2 separate regions of the Homo sapiens genome follow, and region 2 is linked to region 1. A link is a loop called in an ENCODE intact Hi-C map of the cell type or tissue named here. Cell type or tissue: dorsolateral prefrontal cortex. All regions are shown on one strand. Links, peaks and the distances in the headings refer to the core of each region. The heading gives the core; the rest is flanking DNA.

Region 1 (10,855 bases), core at 1,186-9,185:
TTTGCTTTTCTCACATAACTGTGTATCTTGCAAATCATTCCATATCCATTCAGACAGATCTCTTTATTCTTTTTTACACAACTGAATAATATTCCATTGTGTGGATGTGTTACAGTTTACTTAAGCACTCACTGTTCTATGTATGAACATTTATACTGTTTTTAATATTTTGCAATTATAAACAGTGTTGTAAAGAATAACCTATTGCATATGTATTTTTGTATTGTTCAAGATATGTCTTTAGGATAGATTTCTAGAAGAAGAAATGCTAGGTGAAAAAAATAAATGCATATGTAGTTTTGTTGGGTGTTACAACCATGATAATATTTCACAAACCTTGAAATAAAAAGAAATTAAAATCAATCAGGATGTAGAATAGAACCCCCAAATGGAATAAAAGCAAAACGATAGGCCGGGCACGGTGGCTCACACCTGTAATCTCAGCACTTTGGGAGTTGGAGGTGGGCGGATCATGAGGTCAGGAGATCTAGACCATCCTGGCTAACACGGTGAAACCCCGTTTCTACTAAAAGTACAAAAAATTAGCCAGGCGTGGTGGTGGGCGCCTGTAGTCCCAGCTACTCGGGAGGCTGAGGCAGGAGAATGGCGAGAACACAGGAGGCAGAGCTTGCAGTGAGCCGAGATCGCGCCACTGCACTCCAGCCTGGGCAACAGAGCGAGACTCCGTCTCAAAAAAAAAAAAAAAAAAAAAAAAAAAATGCTAAACGATAAATTATCTTCTCAGTGGGTTGTACAGTTTATATCTCACTAGGAACATAAAAGAGTGCCTTTTTCCCCATAGCCTCATAAAAAGTTCGTCATCAAACTTAAATGTTTACAAATCTGATAGGTGAAAAATGCTGCCTCAGTGTTGTTTCAATTTGCATTCCTCTAATTATAAGTTCAACACTTTTCATATATTTGAGGACCATTTTTATATATTTTTCATTAATTATCTGTTCATTTCTTTGTCCCATTTTTTCTATAGGCCCTCAGTCCTCTGTACTTTAATTTTTAGGGTTCTTTATGAAATAGAGATATTTGTCCTTTGTCTAAGTTGCAAATATTTTCTCCCAGTTGGTCATTTCCCTTATGGTACCTTTGTAATGCATTTTTAAAATTTTTTACAAAATCAACTTTACCAATCTTTTGCCAATCCAGTGTCTTTGGATTTTGAGTCATGGTTATGAGGCTCTTTTGAAGTAGCACATTCTTTGAACTCCCTTCCTTGCATTCTGTGTTCTGACCTGCCCAGACACTTTTCGAGTATTTTTAGGCTTTGATGTACTCAATTTGGGGGCAGCACTTTTACATCAACCTTAGGCCCCTTTGATAGCTTTCATTTTGTCTTCCCTGTGGTTTTTCCATTTGTTTGTTTCTGGTCTAACTTCGTTCACAGTAAAGCCTTGCTGTAGGATGGGTGTAGAGCAGGAATATGAAAGATCATTAACTGGGATTTGGCGACTTCTCTACCTTTACTCACAGTTAATGTGAAATTTCAACCATTCTCTTTCTTCAAGATATGCTAAAGCATGCATTTTGTATACAGTTACTTTTCTCTTTTTGCTGTTTTGTATTGTTTTGGAAGAAAATATTGACAGACTGGTGGCACTACTATTATCTTCAGCTACCCTGAAGTCTATAGTTTGTGTCACTTTTTAAATATCAATATTATATCAAGGCTCATGTTCTCTTTTAATCTACAACTGCATTCCTCCTCCATTTTTCATTACTTTTTTTTTATGGCTATAGGTCTTATAGGAGTATACTATATTCTGCATTGGTTTCATTGTTCCTCACCGTGTTTGTGCTTCTATGTCCTAGAGTTCCTATAAACTAGAAGTCTAAACATACCTCAGATGTTATGCTCTGTACTATATTTTTATATCTTATTGTATAATATGATCTTAAGTTGTTCCACAATTAGTGATGCTAAGTTTGATGATCAGGAAAAGGTGGATAACCATAAGATTTTTCCATTGTAAAAATACATAGTTTTCTTTGCAATTAGCAAGCGGTATGTGAAGTGATACTTTGGCACCATGTAAATATTCTCTGCTCACAAACCCTTTTACTATATAGTATATTTAACAATTAATGACAATACTTTCACAGATAATACATGAGAGGACTGCAAAATAATGATTTTTTTTTCTTTTTTTTGAGACAGAGTTTTGCTCGTGTTGCCCAGGCTGGAGTGCAATGGCGCTATCTCCGGCTCACGGCAAGCTCGCCTCCCGGGTTCAAGCCATTCTCCTACCTCAGCCTCCCGAGTAGCTGGGATTACAGGCATGTGCCACCACACTCGGCTAATTTTGTATTTTTAGCAGAGATGGAGTTTCTCCATGTTGGTCAGGGTGGTCTCGAACTCCCAACCTCAGGTGATCCGCCTGACTCGGCCTCCTGAAGTGCTGGGATTACAGGCATGAGCCACCTCGCCCGGCCCAAAATAGTGATTTTTAAAATCACTTCTTCCAAGTTTATTAGCCGACATTCTTTAAGTTTTCTAAGTGTTTTATAGACCCAATATATATATATATTCAATGTGCTGTAATCATATATAGTTAGTATGTTTTTTGATGCTCAGACTTTCTCAACTTTGGCCATAAGGCTCTCCTTCAGGCTGACTCTGTGTGTGTGTGTGTGTGTGTGTGTGTGTGTGTGTGCGCGTTTGTGTTGAGCCAGAGTCTCGCTCTGTCACCCAGGCTAGAGTGCCATGACATGATCTTGGCTAACTGCAACTCCCCTCCCCGCCCCCTCCCCATAAGCCCCAACCTGGCTCAAGAGGTCTCCCACCTCAGCCTCCCAAATACCTGGGACTATAAGTGAGCGCCACCACACCTGGGTAATTTTTGTAGTATTTTGTAGAGACAGGGTTTTGCCACATTGCACAGGCTTGTCTCAGACTCTTTTGACGTGATCCATCAGTGCTTAAATTTTCCTTTCTCCTTAAAAATGAATTTAAGGTTTATCTTATTTTCTTCCATAAACTTGGAGTCAATCTCTTTTTTTTTTTTTTTTAATGGGGAGACCTATTTAGAAGCCAAGATCTGGGTGCTACATGTCCTTATTTATAATAGGTTCTAATTTCTTCTTGACACTTTCAGTAGATATATGCAAGACATTAAATAATCATGAGTTCATGTGGACAGTTCTCTTTCAAATTTAATATTACAGCTTAAAAAACTGATTTTACATTTTTATTTTTTAATTGATAATTTTCATTCCTAATATAAACATATTTATGTGTTTGTATAAATGAAATAGTTTCAAACTCAAAATACCAACATTTCTACCAACAATAAAACTACAGAGTGAAGTTTGCGGTATCTTTGCAGTTCTTTTTATATTTAGAACATACCGCACTAAGGATACACAGAATTCTATGCACCAAATCACTTGAAATAATTATTTTTCTTTTGTTCAGTTTGTTTAATTTCCAACATATAGTGTGATTTTTTTAAAAAATTTTGATCTCTCTTTTTTATGTTTAAAATATTTACAGGGTTCAAAAATCAAAACATTACTATCAAAGAAGATGTATTTCCATTTTTATTTTTAAGGGTCCATCTACCACCCTTAGGTAACAATTTATATTAGAGGTTTCTTTCTTTCTTTGTAATTGACAAGTGAAGTGTGCATGTATTTATGGTGTCCAATATAATGCTTTAATATAGGTATGCATTGTGGAATGACTCTATCAAGCTATTCTACATAGACATTATCTCACATACCTTTTTTGTGGTGAAAACACTTAAAATCTACTCTCTTAGCAATTTTCAGCTACACAATATATTTATTAGCTCATTGCCATGACATACAACAGGTCTCTTAAATTTACGTCTCCTGTCTAACTTCATGTTCCTTGATCTACATCTCCCCAATACCCCACCTGCCCCAGCCTCTGGTAACCACCATTTTACTCTCTCTTCCTATGAGTTCAACTATTTTATACTACACTTATAAGTGAGATCATGTAGTATTTGTCTATTTATTCCTGCCTTATTTTTCTTGACATAATGTCATCCCAGTTCATTCATGTTGTAGCAAGTGGCAGGATTTCTTTCTATTTTAAGGATGAATAGTATCACGTTGTGTTTATATACTACATTTTCTTTATCCATTCTTCCAATGATAGACACTTAGATTTATTCCATATCTTGGGTATTGTGAACGGTACTGCAATGAACATAGGAGTGCAGATATCTCATTGACATACTGATGTCATTTTCTTTGGATACATATCCAGTAGTGGGATTGCTGGATCATATGATAGTTCGATTTTTAATGTTTTGAGGAGCTTCCATACTGTTTTCCGTAATGGCTGTCCTAATTTACACTCCACCCCCAACAGTGTGCAAGTGTTCCCTTTTCTCCACATTCTTGATAACACTTGTTATCTCTTCTCTTTTTGATAACCATTTGACAGGTTTGAGGTAATATGTCATTGTGATTTTAATTTGCACTTCTCTTATGATCAGTGATTTTGAGCATTTTTCATATATCTGCTTTCCATTTGTATTATTCTTTTGAGAATGTCTATTCAGATCCTTCACCTATTTTAAAAATCTAGTGATCTGTTCCTTACTATTGATTTGTTTGCATTCCTTATATATTTTTAGATGCCAATCTCTTATCATATGCATGATTTGCAAGTATATTCTCCCATTTTATCATATTAGTTTTTTGTTTATAATTCCAGTATTTATTTTTTCCTTCACAGTTCTTTAGTGTGTATTTCCTGTAAATACAGTTTCTGTAGAAACTCAATACAACCTTCAAAATTAGGATATTAACATTGACACATTTCTCCAATTTAATCCTCAGATAATGTTCAAGTATTACCAATTACACCAATCTTGGTTTTTGTAGCAAAAACATCTGGGTCATAATGACACGTTGTGTTTGCCAAATTTGTCAAATTTCTTCAGTATACTTTGATCTGGGATAGTTCGTTAGTCTTTTCATGAGTTTTATGTCTTTGCTACTTTGAGAATTAGAGTTATTTAGTAGAACGCCCTTCGGGTTGGGTTTGTTCAATGTTTATTCATGATTAAATTCAGGTTATGCATTTTAAAGCTGGCTCCTATATTCTTTTTACAACACGTTGAATCATCCTTTGAGAATTTTCTTGCTTTCTAGCATAACGAAATGTTTCAGGGTCACCTTGGACATTGCCTGCCCCCGTCTTGCCATTTTGTATGTGAGTGTATGTACTCACATTTATATTTATTTCTATATCTACATATGAAAAATCCTTAGTTCTATCCATTACCTCCAATTTCAAACACGAGAGGAGTCGTTCTAGGGTTCTCCTTTAGAGATCTGTAACTCCCATCTCCAACTGACTATATCCTTAGTGTTTTCACATACTTGATTAAGCCTTTTTATATAACCTATCTCTCCCATCACTCCTACCACCTCTACCACCCCTTCCTCAATGTGCATGACCTCCTCATTCCTCTCTGAGCCCCAAACCTCAAATCAGCCACCACTATCACAGCCTGCAAGAATGGCGTCCCATCCTCGTAATGCTTCACATTGTTTCCGACACTTCCAGATAATTTGGCTACCTGTGTGAGTCGCAGCTCACCCCGTCCAGCTCCATCACACTATGTCAGGTCATGACAAGTTCCCTTCCCTCAGCCCAGTGTCAGGACTATGTGGGTACTCTCTTCACATCAGTTGGGCCCCAAAACTCCATGTCATGTTACCAGCATGTGTATCCACACTCCTTGCCACAATCTGACTCTCATTTCTTCCTCCAGGCTACACTTTTTCAGGGATGTGATCATCACCGGGTTTGGGCTCTGACTCTCTATGCTGGCTTGGCATTGCATAGATGCCCTCCTCACCCTTTTAGGATCTAATACCTACAGCCAGGACCACCTTCATCCTGTGTGAATGCACTTATGCCATTCCTACCATTCCTGGACTAACTCCCCGAATCAAGCTGTTCTCCCATGAATTCACCAACCTCACTCTGTTTGGGCTTTGAGACCCCTACTCTGGGTGCCCCTTTTTTGGCAAAGTCTGTTTGGGCTTTGTGACCCCTACTCTGGGGTGCCCCATTTTTGACAAAGTCTCTTTGATCTGCTTGGCCTTTGAAACCTCACGCTGAGTCACCCCTCTGCGTGAATTTTTTTCACACACTTGAATTCTCTAAAAACAGTGATTTAGCTGATTCCAACAAATTTGAAAATGTAAATATTCATTTTTATTTTCAAATGTTATCTAATATGCATTGAGATTTCTTCTCTGATCCATATATATTGAGAACTGTGTTTTGCTTGCTTAGTTTCCAAACATTTTGGTGATTTTCTAGTTATCTTTCTGCTATTGAGTTCTAGTTTAATTCACTATAGTCAGAGAAATACTCTAAATGACTTCAGTCCTTTGAAATTAATTTCATCTGCCTTAAGGTCCAGGATATGTTTCATTTTGGAAATCTTCCATGTACACTTAAAAATGTGCATGTTGCCATTGTTGCATGTTATTTGTCATGTTTGTATGTATATATATGTGTGTGTATATACATTATATATGCATATATATGTATTTGTCAGTTGTCAAATTGATTGATTGTACAGTTTAAATATTCCATATCCTATTGCATTTGTTTCTGGTGGTCTATCAGTCATTAAGAGCATGTTAACATCTCCAGATAAAATGGAGGGTTTGGCCAGGCGTGATGGCTCACACCTGTAATCCCAGCACTTTGGGAAGCTGAGGTGGGCAGATCACGAGGTCAGGAGATCAAGACCATCCTGGCTAACACGGTGAAACCCCGTCTCTACTAAAAATACAAAAAAATTAGCCGGGCGTGGTGGCGGGCACCTGTAGTCCCAGCTACTCGGGAGGCTGAGGCAGGAGAATGGCATGAACCCGGGAGACGGAGCTTGCAGTGAGCCGAGATTGCGCCACCGCACTCCAGCCTGGGCGACAGAGCCAGACTCCAATTCAAAAATAAATAAATAAATAAAAAATGGTGGGTTTACCATCTCTCAGTTCTGTCAACATTTCTTGATACGTTTTCCTGTATGTTATTAAATACATGTTTAGATTAGTTATGCATTCTTCTTAAATTCATCACTTTATCATTATACAATATCTCAATCTCTACTATTACACCTTGCCTCACATTCTACTTTGTCTGATGTTAGTATAGATCAATTTTATCTTATTTTAGTGTTTCCAAGGAATTTTTTTTTTCCACATTATGTTCATTTCAACCCTTCTGTGTCTTTATATTTAATGTCTCCACAGAAAGTACTGAAATTTTACCAGGGCTTTCTATACTTGCTAGACCCTAAATATTTCTCCCAAGATATAAATCTGTTGAAAGCTCCACAGAACCTCCCTTTCAGCCTTTTTTTTACCTCTTGAATCTACAGTTTCCTCAAGGGAAAATATTGTCACAAAAAACAGGCTTACTTCTCTGCTTTTCTCTCCTAGTTATTGTTTCTATAAAAACCCTTTGTCTTATATTTTTCGGATGCTTTTAATCATTTTAAAAAACATGTTACCCAGTTTTTCTAGTGGTTCTTGGGGTTGCAATAGTCTGAAAAACTGAGCTATTATTGCTGGAATTGTGCTTTCTTATTGCTAATTATAAAGAGAACAAGTCTAATATGTTCCCATTAAGGATATTGTTTTCTGTATACTTTTCATTAACTTCTCCTCTTAAAATGATTTTCCCTTCCTTTTACTTTGTTTATATTTCTGTTCTCTAACTTCTTTAGATGCTTCTTTTTCCTGTCTTTTTTTAATAGCCTAATTAAATGCTATACAGTTCTTCTAAAACCACCACAAAATATATTTAGTGTATCCCACAAAATTTGAGCTGTACAGTATTTTTGGTACAATGTAATTAAAAATTATCTTCTAAACTTTGCTTTGATTACTTTTTTGTGTTATTTCAAGATTTGTTACATAATTTTTGTAGCCATCTTTTTATTTTTTATAATTTCATTTTATTGTGGACAGAGAAAATCATCTGATTTATATTGGTCATTTGAAATTTGCTGTTTTTTGTTGTTGTTGTTGTTTGTTTTTTGGGTGGGGCTTGGTATTTGACCAGATTTTGTTAGTGTTTAGAATGTACTTGTAAAGAAATTCCTTTTCCTTATTGAGCACAACATTTAATGAAAGCACATTGTGTGTGTTTTATTAATCATTTTCTTCAAATGGCCAGTAGCCTTACTAAGTGAAGCTGGAACTGCACTGCCCAGAAGTCTTTTCTTTATCTGGTATCAGGTTAGATTTGCACAAGAAGCAAACAGAGGTGAAGCAACAGAAAGACTTCTTTCTGGTCTTTGAGGACAGATGTGATAAAGGACATGCAAATTGGAGTCTAGTGGGCTCTATGCTCTCCTCACTCTTTTTCACTCCATGTCCAACTATTCCTGACCAGCAGCGCGCTCCAAGTTTGTGTATGATTCTTGGCTGCAGATTCATAGAAAGAATAGCTAGACATACGTGTGCATGTGTCTTTATAGCAGCATGATTTATAGTCATTTGGGTATATACCCAGTAATGGGATGGCTGGGTCAAATGGTATTTCCAGTTCTAGATCCCTGAGGAATCGCCACACTGACTTCCACAATGGTTGAACTAGTTTACAGTCCCACCAACAGTGTAAAAGTGTTCCTATTTCTCCAAATCCTCTCCAGCACCTGTTGTTTCCTGACTTTTTAATGATCGCCATTCTAACTGGTGTGAGATGGTATCTAATTGTGGTTTTGATTTGCATTTCTCTGATGGCCAGTGATGATGAGCATTTTTTCATGTGTTTTTTGGCTGCATAAATGTCTTCTTTTGAGAAGTGTCTGTTCACGTCCTTCACCCACTTTTTGATGGGGTTGTTTTTTTCTTGTAAATTTGTTGGAGTTCATTGTAGATTCTGGATATTAGCCCTTTGTCAGATGAGTAGGTTGCAAAAATTTTCTCCCATTTTGTAGGTTGCCTGTTCACTCTGATGGTAGTTTCTTTTGCTGTGCAGAAGCTCTTGAGTTTAATTAGATCCCATTTGTGAATTTTGTCTTTTGTTGCCATTGCTTTTGGTGTTTTAGACATGAAGTCCTTGCCCATGCCTATGTCCTGAATGGTAATGCCTAGCATTATTCACAATAGCAAAGACTTGCAACCAACCCAAATGTCCAACAGTGATAGACTGGATTAAGAAAATGTGGCACATACACACCATGGAATACTATGCAGCCATAAAAAATGATGAGTTCATGTCCTTTGTAGGGACATGGATGAAATTGGAAAACATCATTGTCAGTAAACTATCGCAAGAACAAAGAACCAAACACCGCATATTCTCACTCATAGGTGGGAATTGAACAATGAGCTCACATGGACACAGGAAGGGGAATATCACACTCTGAGGACTGTTGTGGGGTGGGGGGATGGGGGAGGGATAGCATTGGGAGATATACCTAATGCTAGATGACGAGTTAGTGGGTGCAGCGCACCACCATGGCACATGTATACATATGTGAGTAACCTGCACAATGTGCACATGTACCCTAGAACTTAAAGTATAATTTAAAAAAAAAAAAAAAAGAATAGCTAGACAATTGTAACACTTCCCCATAGACTTCTTCATTAGTTTTCCTTCCTAGTCTCACTTTAGCACATCACATGGATATCTCTGCAAGCTTCAACTTCTCTACCCATGGCAGTGTTTCAGGAGAGCTGAATGGTTCTTCTTCTCTGACTCTCTGTATTAGTCCATTTTTATACTGCTGTGAAGAAATACCCAAGACTGGGCAATTTATTAAAAAATAAAGAGTTTTAATGGACTCACAGTTCCACATCGCTGGGGAGGCCTCAAAATCATGGTGGAAGGTGAAGGAGAAGCAAAGGCATGTCTTATATGGCAGTAGCCAAGAGAGCATATGCAGGGGAACTGCCCTTTAAAAAACCATCAGATCTTGTGAGACTTATTCATTACCATGAGAACAGCATGGGAAAAACCCATCCCCATGATTCAGTTACCTCCTACTGGGTCCCTCTCAGGACACATGGGGATTATGGGAGCTATATTTCAAGATGAAATTTGGGTGGGGACACAGCCAAACAATATTACCCTCCAAATCTTTCTTCCAGACCGTTGCTTTCCAGTTTCTTTCACAATTTCAAAAGGCCTGTTTTCTATAAACAACCCTTTATTCCATAATATTCCTAACAGATTTGCTTTCTTGATTAAATCTTGTACATTAAACTATTTATTCTATTTGTTCTTAGAATGTGATATATCCACCATAATTTCTGTCCAGTCTACACCTTTATTTTCCTAAATATATTGGAAAAGCAAATTAATTTACTACTTCCTTTTTTTTTCTTTTTTTTCTTTTATTATACTTTAAGTTTTAGGGTACCTGTGCACATTGTGCAGGTTAGTTACATACGTATACATGTGCCATGCTGGTGTGCTGCACCCACTAACTCGTCATCTAGCATTAGGTATATCTCCCAATGCTATCCCTCCCCCCTCCCCCCACCCCACCACAGTCCCCAGAGTGTGATATTCCCCTTCCTGTGTCCATGTGAACACATTGTTCAATTCCCACCAATGAGTGAGAATATGCAGTGTTTGGTTTTTTGTTCTTGAGATAGTTTACTGAGAATGATGATTTCCAATTTCATCCATGTCCCTACAAAGGACATGAACTCATCATTTTTTATGGCTGCATAGTATTCCATGGTGTATATGTGCCACATTTTCTTAATCCAGTCTATCATTGATGGACATTTGGGTTGGTTCCAAGTCTTTGCTATTGTGAATAGTGCCGCAATAAACATACGTGTGCATGTGTCTTTATAGGAGCATGATTTATAGTCCTTT
Region 2 (10,855 bases), core at 914-8,913, 1.6 Mb after region 1:
GTTCTCGTCTACTTCCACATCATGATAAGAACATGTCCCGGCTGGTCCACTGGTCCAAGGAGACCTAGACATGTGGAGCGGGCAGCCTACCTGAGTTTGAAACCAAGCCCAGCCAAATGCAGCCTAGATAAGCCAACCCCAAACACAATTTACAGATATGTGAACCAAAATCAATGGTTTGCTTTAAGCCACTGAGTTTGGGGTTATTTGTTATACAAAATTATTATGACAATATTGACCGATGCAGGGACTAAAGACCTTCTACGATGGCATCCTTAAGACGCTCAAATCTCCCAGACTAAGAGCCCTGCAATTAATTGGGCAAGGCTTCAACCACCCAAACAAACTCTGTAGAACTAGCAGAACACCCCAATGGTATCCTTGAATCCCCACCCCCAAATGAGAACACAGTGCCCTCAATCCAGAAAGTATTGTGGAAACAACACTAAACTGAGATCCAGTTTCAGTCCAGTCTCTTCCCTCTACTAACCCTGTGCCCTTAAGAAAAGCATTCATTTATCAAGCCTCAGTTTCCTCATCCATAAAATAGGAACGTTAATACCTGCCTCCCTGAAGGGATTGCTGAAGCAGAGACTTCAGAACTCTAGTTCTCCATATCAGCGATAACACGGGTGGCTTCATATCTTCTGCTGTAGGAAATTTCATGTTTTGGGTTACCGTGTGTAAAAAGATACTGGTACCTGTTACACCAGACTCATGAGGACTCGGGGAAACTATATTCACACTTCAACAGCTCCATCTGGCACATAGGTGGTGCCCAGCTGGGGGTTGTTTCATCTGTCTTTAATAAGACCAGTTCTCCAGACCACTCCAGCTCCCTGGTCCTCAATTCCACTGGAATCATAAAAAAGGTACAGATGGCCCCTTTCCTCCCAGCCCTTATCCATGCCCAAGTGACTTAGAAGGGCCTCTCACGCTGGGTTTGCTAGTAAAATCCATATATGACATGTATATTCGCTCCCCAACTCCCTGCCCGCAACTCAAAAGTGAAGGAGCTTCTCTGGCTTTAAGATAAGTGTATTGCTTTTATTATGAAAACACCTCATAAAAACAGAGCCAAAAAAAGAGAAATCAATTAGGCTTCTGGATAGTTTTCTTCTCTGCCTTTAATTGGTCCCCACCAGGATGAAAATGCCTCGTGCCCATAGCAGGATGTATAAAGGATAGCATTTTGCATACTGCCTAGGGAATCAGAAAACCTATTAATAAGGCAGCATTGACATGGGCTGTCTTGAACCTTATGTAGTGTGAGTGTGGTCTCATAAAAAAAAAAAATGTATTGTTTCTGCTTCTTGTCCAAGCATGGAGCTCCTGCCCTTTCCTAGGAAACTCAATTAAAGTTCTCTACTTTGGACATAACGGCTCTACAAATGGCTAAAATTGGGAATTACAATTAAGCAAGATGAAAAGCTCCTGGGGAAGAAATATTTTAAAAACCTGGAAGGCAGCATGTCAATGTCACAGAGGCACTTGAGGCCTGACTAGGATTCAGAAACTCCACCCTAACAAAGATACCTGCTGCTACTGCTGCTATTGGCTGCTCCTCACCCCCACCCAGGGAATGCTCGGGCCCACAGCCCACTCAGTTCACCTTTGGGGTCCCAGACATAGGCTTTCCAGCAAATCCTCCTGGGTCTGGCTGACTTTAAATTTACTCCTGCTCATTGTCCATGGTGGAAGCTGTTTTCCTCTGGACCATGCAGACTAAAAAAATGCTCCAAGAGCTCATTTAACCACAGAATTTCACAACCACTTAATCAGGTTTGGGCCCCTGGGCACCTACGAAGGTCCTTAATACCCCAAAAGCAATTTTCTTGAAGAATATGCTCTATGCCTGTTCCAAGCTGGCCAGTATTTTCCATGATCCTTGGAGGCTGGGGGCTCATGTTCACAGTTCCATTATTCAATTCATAATTAATGATCCACCTGAGAGTTCCTTCCAAAAGAAAATCTCTTGGCCAGGCGCAGTGGCTCACACCTGTAATCTCAGCACTTTGGGAAGCCGAGGCGGGCAGATCACCTGAGGTCAGGAGTTCGAGACCAGCCTGACCAATATGAAGAAACTCCATCTCTACTAAAAATACAAAATTAGCTAGGCGTGGTGGTGCATGCCTGTAATCCCAGCTACTCGGGGGGGGGGGGGGGGGCTGAGGCAGGAGAATCACTTAAACCCAGGAGGCAGAGGTTGTGGTGAGCCGAGATCATGTCGCTGCACTCCAGCCTGGGCAACAAGAGCAAAACTCCATCTCAAAAAAAAAAAAAAAAATTCTCTCCTTTCCAGCAGGTGGCAGCAAAAGACATTCACTTGGTCAGTAGGGGCTTTGCAGGTGTAGGTACTCCCTTCACCCTCTGCCCTGGTGACCAAAACAAACTGGAAAGCAATGTGGGAATAATTATTGAGTTTTCAATTATTCACACTGCCAAAGCATTGGTGAAAACTCATAGAGATAGTGTGTTATTACTGCTATTATTGTAGCCTTCTAAATTTTCATTATTAGTGATGTACCTGAAAATCTCTGAATTATTTCTCAACCAGAAATAACAAGAACTGGAGAATGGCACCTCCCGTCTTGACTCCACTTTGCACTCTAAAACAAGTTCTCTGAACAAGGCAGATTTAAGCAGCTCCTCATGACACCTATCATTAGATCTTTTCATATGCAACTGTGTCTGCACTGCAGTCTTGCTTTAATTAAAATGTGCCTGATATCATCTACTCAGTTCCATTAAAAGCCGGTGATATCTGAGCAGCTCACTAAGTGAACCACATGTTTATTTCATCTAGGACTGTTAACAGCCCAGACAACAATTGTCCCACTTGACAAAGAAACTTTCAACGCAGCTGTTTGGATGCTGATAATCACAAGCCAGCCTTTGTTACCTAAGAAGAGGGTGGATGGATGATGTGGAAATGATTTCTGCACAGAATCAGAGGGCTGCCTCCAGAAAGCTACCGCTTATACCCTCTCAAGCTACAAGATACTTTAAGTGTACAAATTGAGAGGTAATTCCCCCGTCTCTCTGATTCTTCCGATAATGTGTGTAGAAGAAATATGCGGCCTCTAGTGTTCAAATAGTGCCAAGTGACATTGAGAACCCAAGCTCCCTAGGCAACAGCCACAACCAGTGGGTCAGATCCTTCCATGCTTCCCTGCCTTTGCTGAATCTGCTCCCTCTGCCAAGAATGCCTTCCCACTTTGTCCACCTGGAAAACTCCCTAGAAAGCCTTGAAGGTACATCTCTCAAATCCCTGACCACCACTCCTCCCTAGAATTAATTCAAACTGTCTCTCCTCCACATTTCCTTAATACAAACTTATACTCCTACCTCTCCACCACCCCCCCCATCAATCTGTAAAATTAAAATGCCTGCCAGTTTCTATCTAGATTCCCAGCTGAGCTTTAAGTTCCTAGAAGTCAAGGACTGTCATTTCCTCTTTGCATAAGAAATCCTGGCACCCAGCAAGACATCGTTTGTTGAATGAGTAAAGACATGAATGAATCTTCCCCTACAACGAAATTTTTACAAGATTTAAAGGGGATTGGAAGTGGAAAGAGGGAAAATACCTGTTCTTAAAGACCCCTTCCACAAGCAATGAACCCTGAAACACGTTCCATTCCGTGATAAGGGTACTTTGGCGACTTTTCAAAGGAGTAATGAGAACAAAGGATTTAGGCATATTCCGTAGTGATGTGCACTTAGGGATGTGAACTCACTAACGGGTTGCCCCCTCCCTACCTAGCTTCTTCCTGTCTGCGGTTCCTCTGTAAGATGTCCACGAGCACCAGACTCTCGCGCTCAGAGCCAGTAGCCCACGCTCTGCACTAGTCTTGCCTGTCCTGATCTTCCTGGGGTGCGCGCACTCCTTCAGCGTGTCCTGGTTTTAAAAGACTAACCCATCCGGATGGGCCTGAACTCAAGAAGCAACTATTCTAAGCTAGACTGAGCCTTGGCGTCTCCGCAGCCTGGGAAGCTCGGATAGAGGTAAGGAACGGAATGGGAGGTTTCTTTTGTCCCTTGAGAAATCCATATTCAACATTCTTAACCAGACGAAAGCCGCTGCCTGCTCAGTCCTGGGGAAGTGGGAAGGGCCCTCTGAAAGCTCCTAGACGCTAGATCTTCCAGCGGGCTAACTGCCAAAGAGGGGCGCCTGGGCGCAAGCGGAGGGAACTTTTGAGCCAACCAAGTGCAGACGCCCCTTCTTAGCCCTCTCCAGATGAACTTGCTCTTTGGCCTAGAGAGAAGGCCACGCCTCTAAAGAAGGAAATAAGGATGGTAAAGGGGGGAGAATAAAGGGAAAGGGAATGACCACACAGATTCTGGGGTGCAGCGCGTACGGAGGATGGCTGGGTAGGATTGCAAACCTCCGACACTCCCCCCAGTTGACAGGCCCTATTTTTGCCAATTTCCTACATCTCACCCCACCTCACCTCACCCCAGTCTCCCCGCATCTACTACTAGCTCTTTGAAGAAGGCGGCTGCAAGCCAGTCTCCGAACCCCAGGGGACTTTTGGGCAAGGGAGCCGGTGGAAGCAGAAGGAAGAAGATGCGCTGAGAGTCCTCACAACTGCGTCTCCGGAGGCAGAACGAAGTGGGGACTTCAGACAATCAAGCGTCATCCTTGCTCCCCCCTCCCCACACGGAACCCTGCGATTATGGCAAGAGAAAACTGGTTTGAGCTTGAGAAAATTTCCCCAGATTGTCTCCACTGCTCTATTTCCCTCAGATAATTGTTCGCCCAGCCCTTGGGAGCAAAGACAGGCGGAGGAGAATACTCCTGGAGTTCTCCTGGGTAGTCAGGAAGGCACAGGAGGAGATCGCGGGATCCCAGGGTTCTCCCGCAGCTCTCTGCCCTCGCCGCACCGCGCCCTCCCGGGCCCCGGCCGCGCCCGCCAGCCGGAAGCGCTCCCTCTGCGGGTGCGACTCCCGCAGCTACCCCTTCCCAGCCTGGCGGGGGTCGGCGAGAGTGGTTTCCACAGCACCTTACAAGTTCGGGAACTCGGGGCACGCGGGCCCGCCCTGCTGCGGGTTTCGACTCCCTGGGACGGAAAGCCGGTTACTAGCAGCAAGAGGGTGCGCCTACTCGGCCGCGCCCCTCACTCCTGCGCCCCTGAGGCCGGGTCCCCTGAGAAGGGGCACTCAACGGGGACATCTTCAAGCCCGTGAGTCCCTATTTTCACCCTGTCACTCCGAGCAGGGCAAAGAGATCCCAGGAACCGGTCCACGCTACCGCCGTTCCCCAGACCAGCGCAAAGCTCGGCTCCAGGTCTCCCCACGCCGCCGTGGTCTGTGGGCACCCCCATTTCCCGGATCCCTCTAACCGCCACAGTCATGCTTACCTGTCCTGGCAGTGCACACACAGAACCACACAACTAAAATCAAATCCATCGGCATCGCTCTCGAGGGTCCCCGCCTAGCAGGGGGCACCGAAGCTAGGTGGAAGCAAATGAGCCTGGATCCTGAGGCGCGCCTGGCTTGGAGCCGCCAAACTTGCTAGCGGGCGGCGGGGGAGGTGGCTCGGCAGCGCCGGGTGCTGCGCTCGCATATGCGCCCGGGAAGGCAGCCCCGGCCGCCCCGCCCCCAGCCCGCCCCCCACCGCTGGCGCGGCGGCGGCGGCGTGGGGCTCGGGGCCCGGCCCCCCGCTGCGGCTGCGTTCGTCTGGGAGCCCGGGCAGGAGCGCGGGGTTTGGCTACTGTGGCTTGTTGCGCTCCCCACTGGGGGCCGATTCCGTTCGCCTCCTTCGCCCGCAGAACTGCGAGGATCTGGACTGCAGGCGCCGCAGCCGCTATCACCCGGAGCACCGAAGTCGGAGTCCCAGGACCTGCGGCCGAAACGAGAGAGCGGGAGGCGCACGGCGCCCCCACGGCTTCACGCGCTCCAGCCCCTCCGAGCCGCAGTCGCCAATGTTGCCCTCTTTACTTCCGCACCGCGGTGGGGGCTGCCGAAGTTGCCACAGTTCATCCCCGCCGAGTCGAAAAGCCGCCGAGCCCTCGCGGGTGGGTATTTTTCCTCGGGGGAACCCAGACCGAGGCGGCGCCACCGAGCGCGCACGGACCCCCTCGGAAAACAATTACTCGGGATTCGCTCTGTCAACTGGGTGGGGAGGGACCTGAGGGGGATGATGGCTGAGTCCCTGCTCACCGCCTGTACCTTCTGTCTCCTCTCTCCTGTTGAACCCCTATGACTGAGTACTCTCTTTGTGGGTGCAGGAAGAGGGCGCTGAGGTGGGGGTGCAGAAAAGGGGTCCTCGAGGCGGAGCGAGCTGTGGTTGGGGTTTGGGAAGTCTATTTGCAAACCTTCTCATTCTGCAGGGCAGATGCTGCCACATAGGGGTAATTCCTAACCATCTTTTTTTCTTTCTTGCGTGATTTTCTTAATGGTATTATCAAAAGCCCACTCTTCTTTCATAGTCACATTTTGGCCCCATGTGCAATTCCTCCGGGACCTCCACCTTCTTTTCCCTCTCCCACCACAACATTCTCTGGAGAGAAAAGCTGGGCTGGGCTTTGTTTTCTACTTGCCGGCAAGAAGAGAATGGGTCCTCTCCCCTCTATGCGACCCTTTCAGGACCTGACCTTCCCTATGAAGATCCCCCAAATTTAAGACTTCTGTCCCACTTCCTATTTGTCCTACTAACACCTAGGAACGTTATTTATAACTGGATATGTAGAGTCATGAAATCTGAAATGACAGCCTCTGATTTATACCAAATGAACTCCACTTAGCTTGCTCAGTCTTCCCACTCTCTCTGAAGCCCCCGCTCCCCCTCACCAGCAGTACTCCTTTGATATTCACAACAGGGATCCCAGAGGAGTCCAAGGAAACCTCAGAACAGCCGTCCCTCGTTTCCTGGAAACCAATTCCAACGTTTCAGAATCCTCTTCACTAATAAGAACGTGCCCTTCTCACTTGCACCCACTTTCACTTCCTATATCCTTAACCCCTACACAACTTTGACCCCAGGAGCCCCAGTGAAGTTCACCAAATCAGCGCAGCTTATTAAGAGAGAAGGCTTTACTAGCATGCTGTTCTGGTCTCTGCCCTATTTTTCTGGATATTTCTGTGTGCAAGCCACTGTCCCATTTGGCCCTTTATGTTGTGGTCCTTTGGCAGATGAAAAAGAAAGTGAACAAGCAGGTAAATTCCAGCTCAAGAAGTCTACTGCACAATCCAGAAGTTGAGCTGAATGATTAAGAGGTAAACTGATGTCAGCTGACTCCAACTCAGATTCGGCTAAGACCCAAAGGAAATCTGTCTGCCTTGACTCTGTATTTTCACTAACAGAGTCCACGTGTTTTTCCTTCCACCCGGAGCGTGTTGCATTTAAAGCTAACATTAAAATCACACATCTTGAAGAGAATAGGATTTCCCAAGTCTTGTTGGGCCTTGTGGACAAGGACACCATACACCATGTTGTATTATAAGAGCCATTTCCTGTCTCTCCTCTGCAGTCTTTAAGTACACCTCAGCAGGAACAGCCTTGAGTTGCTTTGGACTGTTGTTTCCAAGGCCCTTTTATTGATTTCAGAAAGCCCAGAATCCTTAAAAGTACAGTGACCCCAGCAAGGGGAAAAGGTGGTCTGGGTAAGATCTTCAGAGCTCTCTATCTTTAAAGTCTCTGTGTAATTAGCTGGTCCTGTGGGATGGGACTTTTAGCTTGTTCCATTAAAAAATAAAGCAAGACATATGTTCTGTCATAGCTTTGCAGCATAACATCCATTAACAGTAACAAGAGTTAATCTCAACAAGGTCATAAATCTTTTCTAGATAACTAAGTACTGCAATCTCCTCCTATAAGTGCAACCCTTGAGTGGGGATTTTGAGTGTGTAGGTCTGTTAAGCTAAGGTGACCTTCATAGAATGGGCCCAGCAAGTTTCTCTAGTGACAATGAAGGGACACATGGCTATGTATGTACTTGGTGGTGGAATGTTACAGTGAGACCTGTGTTCGGTGGAAGCCACACTGAAACATCTTACCTGATGCCAGATCCCAAGTCCACCCTCCCCTTCAGGATGGCCTACCTCCATGGGTTCTTCAGGAGCCAGTAGTTGTCTTTGATTATCCCTCTGCCTCTTCTTCCTGACCTCTAAATGTTGGAGAGCCCCAGGACTCACTCCTCAACCCTTCCCTTCCCGCCACACTCCCTCCCTATTAAGCTCATCCCACCTCATGGATTTAAATATCTGTGCAGGGATGACTCTCAAATATGCATCTCTATCCCCAGCCTCTATTTTGAACCCCAGGCCTACATCTCTAACTACCTATTAGACATCTTGAATATAATATGGCCACATCATCAAAATTAAAAACATTTGCACTTCAAAGTACACCATCAATGAAGTAAAAAAAACAACCGATGGAAAAGTATCTTTGCAAGACATATCTGATTGGAACTTGTATCTACTAAAAAACTATTACAACTAGATAATACAAGACAATAAAAGGTCCAATTTGCAAATAGGCAAAAGATCTGAATAGATATTACTCCAAAGTATATATACAAGCGGCCAATAAAGACATGAGAAGATGTTCGACATCATTAGCCATCTGGGAAATGCAAGTCAAAACTACAGTGAGATATCACTTCACATCCACTAGGACGGCTAGAATAAAATAGATAATAAATGTTGGTGAGGATGTGGAGAAATTGGAACTCATATACTGCTAGTTAGAATGTAAAGTGTTCTTTAAACAGTTAAACATAGAGTTGCTGTACAGCAACTCTATCCCTAATATCCACACAAGGTAAATGAAAACATATGTCCATATACTAACTTGTACATAAATGTTTAGAGCATTATTCAAAATAGCCAAAAAGTAGGAACAACCTAAATGTCCATTGACAAATAAGTGGATAAATAAAATGTGGTATGCCTATATAATGGAATATTATTCAGCAATAAAAAGACATGAAGCATTGACACATACTACAACATTGACCTTGAAAACCTCACACTAAGTGAAAAAAAGCCTGTCACAAGGGACCATATATTATACAATTTCATTTCTATGAAAAGTCAGGAGGCAAATATATAGAGACAAAACATCTGATTAGTGGTTGTCTAGGGCTTGGGGCCAGGGAGGTAGGATTAGGGGGTAATGGCTCAAAAGTGTAGGGGCTATTTTTGAGGTAATGAAAAGGCTCTAAATTTGATTGTGGTGATGGATGTAAAACTCTCACATATATTCACAATATAGTAAAAACCATTGAATTGTATACTTTAAATGGGTGGATTGTATGGTATGTGAATTATATCTCAAGCTGTTTTTTAAAATACTTTAATGATCATGACAAAAAATTGTAATATGGCCAACTAAGGACTTTTGACTTTTCCCTTGTCTTAAATTTCCACTGCTGACTTCTACGGACATGGCATGAGCCTTCACCAAGTGCTCCAGCTACATAACCCAGGGTCATCCTTGACTTGCTTGCCCTTAGCCCCCACACACAAGGCATCAAGCCCTGTCAGTATACCTTAAAGAAAAATCCCCAGTCAAATTTCTCTTCTCACCAGGTCTCCTCCCACCTTCCTCCAACCCATCATTATCTCTCCCATAGCCTACAGCTATAGACTCTCAATGCTTCTCTCTGCCTCCATTCTTGCCCCGTATAATTCAGTCACCTCCACCTTCAGCAGTCATAGTCTGTGTTTTGTAACATGTATCATATCACACTCCCTTGCTCAAAACTCCTCCTGGAGTTTTCCATCATATTTTAGTAAAATCCAAACATCTTATATCACCCCTGCTTCTCCTCCCAGGTCCCTCTCTCCCCATTCTCCCCCTAACTCACTCCAGTGTTTCTTGTTCCTTAAACATTCCAAGTTCATACCATCCTCATGATCTTTGCACTTGCTGTCCCCTCTACCTGGAAGGTTCACTTTTCACTGACTCAAATCTCGTCTCAATGTCAGCTCTTTGAGGAGACCTTGCCTAAAGAAGCTTCTCACTTTACTCCCAACATTCTCTGCCTCCTTACCCTGCTTTATTTTTTAGAGTGCTTGTTATTGTCTAAAATAATATGATTTATATGTTTACTTATTCGTTCTGTCCCCCCCACACACACAATATAATGCAAGCTCCACAAGAATAGGAATTTTGTCTTTCTTGTTCACCAACGTATATTTCCACCTAGAACAGTGCCTAGCACATTTTAGGAGCTCATTAAATGTTGTTGAATGAATGAATCAATGCATGTTCTGCCAGGAAGCAGCATGGAGAATGAACTCTTCTCATTGGCTGTCAGCATGGCAACAGTCAGAAGGCCTTGTCTCTCTGTCCCCCAGAGTTGCTCCACTGCTGACTCTATGTGGGGCAGCAGACCCCATAGAGGAAGAGTAAGAAGGACTCCTTTTTAGTATCCAAACTAAACGTGCAAGCTAAAAGCAGTTCCAAGCATGAGAAACCCTCTATTGTATTTACTGCCTAATGAATTCCCCTCCCGAAGCCACTCTTCTTTGTCCAAACAGCCTTTCAACTATCTTCACAACTACCTTCACATTGTGGACACATAATAAGTTTATACAACTTATTATAAACATAATAAGTTTATTTTATAATAAGTTTATACAACTTATTATAAACACAATAAGTTTATAAAACAGGAGGAAATGAGAAAGTAGCACTGTGACAGATTGGATTCTATACCTTCCCTCTGCTCTAAAGAATAAGTTGAAGTCCTAACCCCTGGTACCTGTGAATGTGAGCTTATTTGGAAATTGGGTTTTTGCAGATGTAATAACTTAAGATGAGGTCGTTAGTATAGGCCCTAATGCGGTGTGACTGATATCCTTATAAGAGAAAAATACCATGGGAAGACAGAGACACAGGGAG

The links. A loop is a pair of places that touch in the nucleus more often than their neighbours do. Peaks named below come from ENCODE experiments on the same cell type or tissue, not always from the same donor. Only the 100,000 strongest peaks of a DNase experiment are listed, where the experiment ranks them.
Region 2: it touches region 1 in a loop (5-fold over the local background); 4 of 110 quality-filtered maps call a loop at or near these places.

Annotation. Positions count from the first base shown.
Region 1 is chr11:22,290,285-22,301,139 of GRCh38, reverse strand. The region is part of intron 3 of SLC17A6-DT (SLC17A6 divergent transcript); the gene reads left to right. Among named protein-coding and RNA genes, the nearest start is that of SLC17A6-DT, 43 kb to the left of the region's middle. In dorsolateral prefrontal cortex, for the core only: no CTCF peak of the experiment used is centred there; no DNase peak of the experiment used is centred there.
Region 2 is chr11:20,664,284-20,675,138 of GRCh38, reverse strand. NELL1 (neural EGFL like 1) reads right to left here and starts at 5,553. Exons shown (of 20, transcript NM_006157.5): 1 at 5,361-5,553. The coding sequence starts at 5,415. In dorsolateral prefrontal cortex, for the core only: CTCF peaks have their summits at 2,318 (motif pointing right) and 3,101; DNase peaks (open chromatin) are centred at 3,928, 5,039 and 5,470; H3K4me3 peaks cover 4,125 bases; H3K27ac peaks cover 2,903 bases; H3K27me3 peaks cover 5,457 bases.